2 separate regions of the Homo sapiens genome follow, and region 1 is linked to region 2. A link is a loop called in an ENCODE intact Hi-C map of the cell type or tissue named here. Cell type or tissue: heart left ventricle. All regions are shown on one strand. Each heading gives the region's core, and the rest is flanking DNA. Links, peaks and the distances in the headings are about the cores only.

Region 1 (5,302 bases), core at 154-5,153, 190 kb before region 2:
TAAATATGGCCTGCGCAATACTTGGGGCGCACTTATACTACAATGATAACTGGTTTATCTGAAATTCATATTTAACCGAGCATCCTGTTTGTTACTGTCAACTCTATCTAGATAGCTAGTTAATTCACTAGTCATTAAGTAGTTTATGGCAAAACCAGCTCAATATTAGTGAGATGTTACAAAAAGAAGTGAATGGCAAGGAATTGCAGAAACAAAGGAGAAAAGTAAGATCAATTATAGTTGTAGATGCCAAGAACAGGAAGGGGTAGACATCAGCCTCAGAGTTGTGAATGCGAAGTCAAAACCAGAACCCAGAAAAGCACACAGAGAGCAGGCAATGTGTATCAAGAAGTGGATGCTTCACCCTAAAGCTTGTCAGAGGATCTTCTTGTCATGGGTTTTCTTTGAGGTTCCAGGGCTTTCCACCCTGATTCTTAGCAATTTCACCTTCCTTCTCCTCCTAACAGAAAACAGACACCTTGAAATTTAGATAGAGTTACCCCAACAAGTAAGCTTTTATTTATTTATTTTTTTACATTTTTTAAATTATACTTTAAGTTCTAGGGTACATGTGCACAACGTGCAGGTTTGTTACATATATATACATGTGCCATGTTGGTGTGCTGCACCCATTAACTCGTCATTTACACGAACAGAGAACACAACAAGTAAGCTTTTATAAGACCTACTGGGCAGGTAGTCTTTCTTGATATGGATAGACTAGGCTGCCATCTATGCACGGAGTCAATAAATATATACCGAATGCTTACTATGTGTCAGGAAGTGTTCTGTGTGCCTTATATGTTCATCTAGTGTATTTTAGAAGTAGCTCTTACATCAAATTCACTAGGATTGAATGTTAAGAATGCAAATTCCTGGACTCCATGCCAGCTGTGAAAACCTCTAAGGGAATCTGGGAATCTTCACTTTCATAAATGCTTCAGAGGATTCCTAAATTTTTAGAATCACTGATGTACCAACTGTTTAGTACAAGCAGGTATGTCAGTACCTTTGACTTATGAGAAATACGTAAGAGAAAAAACAAAATGCAGATAATGGTATCTGCGAAATTAAATGTGCATAGGCTGGTACCAGGTGACAATAAAGGACTTGCCCAAGCCTTTTGGCTAGTAAATGTCTGAGATGGAACTCATGTACAAGATTCCCATTTCAAAGTATGGCTCTTACTTCCCTACATTCCAGACCCTATACCTCAAAATGAGTGTATCTGTCACACGTGTGCATTTGTGAGCGCACATCTGCTGTGTGTGTGTGCACGCGTGCACCACCTTGGCACCATGCCTTTCTAAGGACTTAGTGAAGACCACTGTGATGAGGCCACACTGTGACAGTGGGCTTCAACCCTGCCAGAAGAAAGGGACAGACACTCATCCTTATGGCTTAGGAAGGTCAATAGGCACTGATTCTTTATTCTCAGTCTTCTGTAAGTTTGATTCAATGCTGAAATGTACCTTTATTTCTAAGGCTCATGAGACTTAGCTGCCAAAAGAAGGTGCTCTTGATTCACAGAGAGAAACTGTGCTCTGAAGAGTGCATGTCACAATACTGTCCTGACACACCTGCCATAGCACACAGAAGTGAATCACACTGCATTCAATAGCACCTGCATTGGGAGATGCTTAAAGCCCTTAGTTGGCGACCTGGCTCAACCCTGCCATATCTCTGTGAAATAAAAAGAAGGGAGATGGATTTATTCCCATTTTACAGGTAGAAAAAGTAAAGGAGAGAAACCAATGGTAATTTTTTTTCCAAGGCACTAGAGGTCAAAATTAGATAAAAACTGAGAACAAACATCCGCTCTTTTGCTTCCCCCAATAGGTTACATGGAATTATTTTCTCATTTCTATCTATCTCCTTCCTACATGGAATACATTGCAACCTCCTTCCTAACTGTCCCACTTCAGCTCCCAAATCGAGGATGGCAGAAGACAGAAGTTTGCAAAGAAAAGGTTCAGAAGGAAGTTAGAATAAAGAACATTCTAATGGCGAGTCAGTGCTCTGTGACTTTCATGGGCCAAGGATAAACAGAACCTAGGATTCGACTAATCTCAATAGTAACCTAACCAAAGAAACACCTCAGGTATCATCTGTTTCTTTCTTTCTTTTTTCTTTTCTTTTTTTTTTTTTTTTGAGACGGAGTCTCGCTCTGTTGCCAGGCTAGAGTGCAGTGACACGATCTCGACTTACTACAACCTCCACCTCCTGGGTTCAAGCAATTCTCCTGCCTCAGCCTCCCAAGTAGCTGGGACTACAGGCGTGCACCACCACACCCAGCTAATTCTTGTATTTTTAGTAGAGACAGGGTTTCACCATGTTGGCCAGGATTGTCTCGATCTCCTGACCTGGTGATCTGCCCGCCTCGGCCTCCCAAAGTTCTGGGATTACAGGCATGAGCCACCGTGCCTCGTCTCATCTGATTCATTTTACAGAAGAGGAAACAGAGACTCAGAGGTAGGGGATGAGCTTGAGATACAGGAGATGAAAGCAGCAGGGCCTGGAGGACAAAGCCCCCTTCTTGGCCCCAGCTCCAGAGCTCCTACCGCTGGAATGAACTTTACCAGTGGGGTCTGGGGAGAGCTGTCAGGTTTGAAGGTCTTTCTCTCATTTCTCTCTCTGTTATATGGATATGATGCCTCTTTTATAAAAGAACATATGCCCCCACCCCAAAAACTTTTCGGGACCCAATGTGTGTTCCTTTTAAACTCCAAAATTCAAGTCCAAGAGCTACAAAAAAGTTAAAGTATAAGGGGTATAGCTGAACAGGAACATGAAACATAACATATCAGATAAGCTTAGATTATTATAAACCTAGATTATTATAGTTTCTTCAGGTTTTTTATAAGTAGAGTTTTTTTTAACTCATAAGAAATATTCATATATATATATATATATATATATATATATATATAGACACTCCCTTATAATAAACACAGAAGCACACTGTTCCCAGAATCTTTGGCTTGGCTGAAATATGATGATATTCTTAGTTCTTCATATGGGGGGTGGAAAAAGCCTCTGAGCGCTCCAGGCTTTTTATAGCTCTGGCTCATGGGCGGCTTTTGCTGCAGTAGCAGCCCTGGATAGCAAAGGAGCCAAATAATGCTAATGGGGCAAACAGAATGTAATTGCTTATGTGTGCTGGTTATATCCTGAAACAAATTGTTTCTTAATGCTGAGGTCAGACAGGGTTTAATTAGGAGAAATACAATTGGTGTAAAATTCTGCAGCAGGCTGCTTGTTTGGTGTCATGCCAAGTCAACATCTAGTCTCTCCAAATGGAAATTTTCATTAGAGGCCATTGGCAGCCCTAGTTAGGCTGAGTTTCAACTTTTCCAAGTCTCCTGGTAATGTAAACCTGAAACTCAGCATATCTCCTGCCTAATAAAGGGTTGTCCTCCTTGCATTTATAAGCACTTGAACATGTGCACGCTGTCTTTCTCTGTTACTCACATACCCTGCCGTCCCAGTCACCCCACTAGCAAAACACATTTCCCACGGGAACTGGGTGAACTCAAACAGTTTTCCTCTTTCCTTCACCATTTTCCCTCCTTCCCTGTTCCCACGTTAATAATAATCTTCAATCAACATATTATTACTTCAAAAATATTTTCCTACACATCAATTCATCTAATCTTACCGCTAAACCTGAAAGGTGAATGGTTTTATATTTGTAGGTAGGAGGCCCAGCACAGGTCATGTCTATGACTGGCTAAGAGTGAGTCTCAGACCTCTTGGTTTTGAGCCCTGGGCTTAGGCTAACCCACAGAACTCGGGGTTCACACATGCTGAGACATCCACATTTGCTCATGGAAATGAACAGGCACAAAATGATCTCTGTTTATTCTTTTCTTTATGCTTCATTTTATGTGCTATCTATGAAGAAGTAAGAGTGCAAGGTGTTATTATTCAAACTGCACAAATTTCCCCAAGACTTTGCAAACACTCTTGATGAGATGTGACCCTTTCTTTTGTGTCTCTCTTTTGAGACATGTCTTTTCATACACTCCAAGATCTCAGTGGATGCCTGCAGCAGTAATACTGCTATTTACATTAATTTTAAGAGCCTAGATCTTCACACCTTCAAGGATAAGGTTTTATCAGTGTTTCTAATATAAATCTTATGTCTCAAAAGTTGTTTAATTTATTTGGAAAATTCTGCTTCTAGGCTTCTATTGTTTCTCTCTCTTTCTCTCTCTTTTCCTTTCAGCTGAAGGCAGTTTTCATTACAGTGACAAAGACCCCACTATGTTAAAGAAAATTGCACAGAGAGACCCCAAAAATCCATCTACCCAACAGAAATCTAAGTCATTTTCCCCTGCAGTATCATATCAGCAGTAACCGTCATGGGTTTAAAGACATATGGGACCAAGTTTTCATTTTGATATGTGATTCTGCTTTGCCGAGGCCCAGGCTCCTTGTGAGCTGAGCCACATTTCATTTAGGTGCTGGGCCTCTGAGCCTATGATAATGTGCCCAGTTAGTGTCAAGGTAAAGGTCCGTACAGCACAAGCAATTACTAAGCGATCCCTCCTCCTCAGCCCTGCTGAGCCAGGAGGCCATGGGAGATGCCTTTGACAGGGGAGCCTTCTTAGCTGCCCAGGACTCTGTTCCAGGGTATGTTCCTTTTGAGACCGGGAGTTACTGGAATTCTTGTACCATGCAATGTCGAATGCAGATTTCTCACTCATCTCTATTCCCACAGGCTGACATCCCACTGAAGCTACCTTTGGCTTTAAACCACAGATGCCTCTCTTCTACAACAAGCTTATACCAGAGATTAAAAGCACATGTACCCTAAAACTTAAAGTATAATCATAAAATAAAATAAAATAAAAAGAAAAAAAACACTGTTAAGTTTGCTTTCTACACAATTTAAATTTTCAGTATTTAAAAATTTTCCTATGTTACTATTGTATAGTTAAGTCTTCCATAACACTAGTTCTGAAATTGTGCATTTGTTCCAGTGCAATGGATACACCAGGGAACAATTCAAGCATAACGTGAATTTTGCATTTGCTGATGTTCAATTTTGTCCCTGAGAACAGCAAACTGCATGCAGCTGAACTGAACTGCATAGAAATACACATGCCCACAACTCCACCATCTATCAGCCACTCTGGCTTACAGTGTGTGTGATTCCACAAGCCTATGTTTTTTATTTTATTCTACTTTAGGTTCCAGGATACATGTGCAGAACATGCAGGTTTGTTACATAGGTATACATGTGCCATGATTGCTTGCTGCACCTGTTAATTCATAATCTAGGTTTTAAGCCCTGCAT
Region 2 (5,302 bases), core at 182-5,181:
AACTGAGACAATGAAAGAGATCTGACCTAACCAACTCCGTCTTGCTTCTAACCTCCAAGCTGTCCTTGTTCATTTCTGGGCATAGGCTGAACTAACTATGGGAGGAACCTAGCTTTGAAACAAAGAGATCACGGCCCTTTCCCAAAACAAACCCCTTTAGCCACAAGATTTGAAATTATGGGTTAGGAGTCATGTGGCTGAAGGCTGCAAGATTCTAAACCTCCCCAAATTGCTCCTGGGGATAGCATCCCTATTGTAAAACCTAAACTCGGTACTGAAGATATTTTGCAGACCATGCACTCCATCATCATCACAGCCATTGATCTGGCTGGCACCACCCAGATCAAGAAACTGACTCATCTTGTCTTGTGGTCCCCCGCCTAGGAACTGACTCAGTACAAGAGGACAGCTTTGACTCCCTATGATTTCATCTCCCACTCAACCAATCAGAACACCCTACCCACCAAATTATCCTAAGAACTCCAATCCCTGAATTCTCAGGGAGATTGATTTGAGTAATAATAAAACTCTGGTCTCCTGCACAGCTGGCTCTGTATGAATTACTCTTTCTCTATTGTAATTTTCCTGTCTTGATAAATCGACTCTGTCTAGGCAGTAGGCAAAGTGAACCCACTGGGCAGTTACACCTCTGGCAGGGAAATATTCTACCTATTTAAAGAAACAACTGAAAGTGAGTTCATTGAACAAGAATGCCATGTAACTTTCCGTGTAATTCCCTCAACCACCTTGCTGGTAAGAATGCTTCACTCATTATTGCTCAGTCACTTGGGGCCATGATAACTCTTCAGAAGAGGGAAGTTCATGTGGGCGAGAGCTGGTGTAGGCCAGGTAGAGAAGGAGGAGCAAATGACACAAACCATGAATGCAAGTTTTGTTTTTCATTGTAAAACATTACGTTTCTTCCCGCTATGAGCATCAAGCGGGAAACGATCTGTACGTTGGAAGAAAAACAAGAGTTCTACTTTAATAAAACAAGAACACACATCACCACCTACACATCGGATATCTGGCAGTAGATCATGGCTACAGGATTTATAGGAAGCACAGAAATGAAGAGGAGAAATCAAGAACTAGCCCAGAGACTGCAGGACTCATTAAAAATACCTATCTTTAATTAAGAAATGAATATCTTTGAGAAGAAAATAATGGATTGTGGAAATGAGCTAAGAGAGGAAAAGAGGTTCTGATTAAAATTACCTTCTCAAGGAGCTAGAAAAAATGTTAGGTATCTTCTAGTACAACCTCCTGATTTGACAGAAGGAGACTGAGTCACTCTGTTTGGAGCCAAGTAACTTCCAAACCAAGGTCAACTACTCCTTAGACCAAGAGACCAGAACTCAGACCCTGGTCTCTTGGCTTCAATTTGTTTTGGATGATTAAAGTCTTTATTCTTCTGAAATGTGCCAAATGATTGAACTTCAGAAAAGGGTGAAGTCACCACGGACTGGCTGTCCAGGGGGCTATTCAATTAGAACAGTAAATAAAGCTTGATTTAAGTTTTCAGTGGCATGAATATCAGAGCGGTGCAACAACCTGATCCCCTATAAGGCTCTGGAAAGGCAAACTCATAAAGTGTGAAAAATGTATCCACCGTCCAGGAAAAGAAGACCAGAACAGGCTCTCTCCTAAAGAGAAATGGACTAAATTTTCACTGGGTGGGTAAGAAGCCTCCTATGGACGCAACTTCTACTTTATGATCAGCCTAAGGCAGAGCCACAAGTCACAAACACAACTTCAGTGCTTCTATCCATGAGTCAAGCCTGCCCCTGAGTAACACAAGGGACCTTCACAGTGTCTATTAAGATAATTTTAAAAATCAAGCACACAAGAAAGAAAAGCGTCATTCTGATGCTGATTGAGGATGCTATGTTTTGGAGTTGTTTCATACAGTTCTTTAAATTTTCATAAATAGAGTTTCTGCCTCTATTTGCATTCTAAAAAGATGGTCCTTTTTCTTTCTAACATTAACATGATATCACCCTCCCCAACTCAAAAGTAAAATGAAAAGAACAGTTAAGGTTCAAAATGTTTAAATCATGCAAAAATCAAGGGAAATAAGAATAAAAAGCAATACCTCTTTGTTTCAGCCTGCCCTTGTTCCTGTGAAAATCCATCTCATTATATTCATGGGTTCTAATTTAAAGAATAACACACTCGGTGGGAGTCCAATGACTGTTAATGCTGCTATTGTTAACATCATGAATGGTGTGGGGCTTTTTCCTACCCAGGCACCACATTTTGGAACAAAGGAAAGGAACAAGGTGGCTCTGCTATTATCCAAATTGGCCTCTGGCATCCACCGGAGGAAGTGACTGAGGCCGGCTGCTCTTTCTCAGGTATCCCCGGGGAATATACACGTGTGATTAGCCTAACTGGCCACTGGGTGTGACCACGCTCCACACAAAAGGAAGCAGAGGCTGTTCTCAAGGGATTTTCCTGGCAGGGCTTAGACACGCGCGTGCACGCACACACACGTGCGCACACACACACCATGAAGTCTTCACCCTTGGAAGGGAAAGCTTAAAAAGTCAGTTCATGCTTGTTCGTGACTTCCAAGTATACACTTCGGGTCCACGTTATTCATTCTCCTTTTCTCTCTACAATTATAACCCATCTTTCTATTAGGTCTCAATGAAAGAATAAGAAGCGCATCAGTTCTGTATCCCAAATAACACAAATCAAAAGAAATCACCCCTTACACTGAATCTAAACATGCCTGCAGCAAAATCTTTCCATCCTAAAATCATATACCTCTGATTCCCACAACTAATGCTGTCTGTGGCTGGATTGCAAAGACAAGTATTTCTGGGTTTCTTTTGAAGAGCAAAGCCCAACATATTTGTGGTAGTGAATTAGACCTACATCCACTGCAGTTTTAAAGAAAACTGATTCAGGTATGCACGACAAGGACTTGAGTTCCAGTGTCATATAAGAGCACTGTGCTCAATAACTTCTCATGATACTACTGGCTAATCAGGATTTTTCATTTCCTTCCACACACTGAACAGTATTTAAATGGCAGAGCAAGGGAAGGAAGGATAAAGTCTACTATTGCAAAGAAATATTAAAAAAAGAGTAACCACTCACATTGTTTGTTTTCAGCTTTATTGAGATATAATTGACAAATAAAAATTCGTTTTTTGTTTGTTTGTTTGTTTTTGAGACGGAGTTTCCCTCTTGTCACCCAGGCTGGAGTGCATTGGCATGATCTCGACTCACTGCAACCTCTTCCTCCTGGGTTCAAGTGATTCTCCTGCCTCAGCCTCCTGAGTAGCTGGGATTACAGGCGCCCACCAACACACCCGGCTAATTTTTTTTTTTTTTTTTTTTTTTTTTTTTTGTATTTTTAGTAGAGACAGAGTTTCACCATGTTGGCCAGGTTTGGTCTCAAACTCCCAACCTCAGGTGATCCACCCACCTAGGCCTCCCAAAGTGCTCGGACTACAGGAGTGAGCCACCACACCTAGCCAAAATTTTATATATTTAAGATGTACAACATGATGTTTTAAGGTATATATTCATTGTGAAATGATTACCACAATCAGGATCATTAACACATCCATCACCTCGCGTAGCTGCCATTCTTTTTGCGGGTAGTGAGAACTTTTAAGATCTACTGTTAGCAAATTTCAAGCATACAATACAGTATCATCAGCTGTAGCCACAATGCTGTGCATTGGAACCCCAGAACTTATTAATCCTATGACTAAAAGTGTCAGAGGCATTTGAACCAGAGCAACTCCATCTTGACTAGGACTGAGTAACATAAGGCTGAGTTCTGCATTCTAAGTCACAAGATGAGACAGGAGGTCGGCACAAGATTCGGGTCATGAAGACCTTGCTGATAAAACAGCATGCAGTAAAGAAGCCAGCCAAAACCCACCAAAACTAACATGGCGACAAGAGTGACCGCTGGTAGTCCTCATTGCTACACTCCCACCAGCGCCATGACAGTTTATGAATGCCATGGCAACGTCAGGAAGTTACCCTGTATGCTCGGAAAAGGGGAGCCATGAGTAATCCACCCCTTGTCTAGCATATAAACAAGAAGAAATAGCCATAAAAATGGGCAACCAATGGCCCACCTTGCTGCCCTGCATAGGGAGTAGCCATTCTCTTATTCTTTTACGTTCTTAATAAACTTGCTTTCACTTTATGAATTAGCTTTGAATTCTTTCTTGTTTGAGATCCAAGAACCATTTCTTGGAGTCTGGATCCAAACCCCTTTCCAGTAACATCTTTCCGGCAACCAAGGAAGAGACAATGCTGAGGAAAACCCCAATCCAAAGGCCAACTATGGGTAAGTGGTGGGGTTCAGTAACATAAGCTTATACTCTTTGGCCAACATCTCCCAATTTTCCCACAACCCAGCCTCTGGCAATCACTGGTCTACTCTGGTTCTATGAGTTTGACTTTTTTAGATTCCACACATAAATGAGATCATACTGTATTTATCTTTCTGTATCTGGCTTATTTCACTTAGTATAATCTCCTCCAGGTTCATCTGTATTGCTGTAAATGGCAAGATTGGCTTTGTTTTTACGGCAGAATAATATTTCACTGTGTGTGTAAATATACACATAAAGAAAATATGGTGTGTGTGTGTATATGGGTGTATATACATATATACACCCATATACGTGTATATACATATATACACCCATATATATGAGTATATACATATATACACCCATATATATGAGTATATACATATATACACCCATATATATGTATATCGCATATATATAGCGCATATATATGTATATCGCATATATATAGCGCATATGTATATCGCATATATAGCGCATATGTATATCGCATATATAGCGCATATGTATATCGCATATATATAGCGCATATGTATATCGCATATATATAGCGCATATGTATATCGCATATATATAGCGCATATATCGCATATATATAGCGCATATGTATATCGCATATATATAGCGCATATGTATATCGCATATATATAGCGCATATGTATATCGCATATATATAGCGCATATGTATATCGCATATATATAGCGCATATGTATATCGCATATATATAGCGCATATGTATATCGCATATATATAGCGCATATGTATATCGCATATATATAGCGCATATGTATATCGCATATATATAGCGCATATGTATATTGCATATATATATTGCATATATGTATATTGCATATATATATAGTGTATATATATATATATATATATACACACACACACACACACACACATATACACCTTATTTTCTTTATGTAGTCATCCATCTATGGACACG

The links. A loop is a pair of places that touch in the nucleus more often than their neighbours do. Peaks named below come from ENCODE experiments on the same cell type or tissue, not always from the same donor. Only the 100,000 strongest peaks of a DNase experiment are listed, where the experiment ranks them.
Region 1: it touches region 2 in a loop (1.9-fold over the local background); 2 of 110 quality-filtered maps call a loop at or near these places.

The regions. Positions count from the first base shown.
Region 1 is chr6:155,982,672-155,987,973 of GRCh38, forward strand. The region is part of intron 4 of LOC101928923 (a long non-coding RNA gene); the gene reads right to left. Among named protein-coding and RNA genes, the nearest start is that of MIR1202, 39 kb to the left of the region's middle. In heart left ventricle, for the core only: no CTCF peak of the experiment used is centred there; a DNase peak (open chromatin) is centred at 3,060; H3K27ac peaks cover 1,126 bases.
Region 2 is chr6:156,173,864-156,179,165 of GRCh38, forward strand. All of the region lies in intron 3 of LOC101928923 (a long non-coding RNA gene), which reads right to left. Among named protein-coding and RNA genes, the nearest start is that of SNORD28B, 200 kb to the right of the region's middle. RefSeq lists an enhancer at 1,654-2,525. In heart left ventricle, for the core only: a CTCF peak has its summit at 2,408; a DNase peak (open chromatin) is centred at 2,428; H3K4me3 peaks cover 862 bases; H3K27ac peaks cover 685 bases.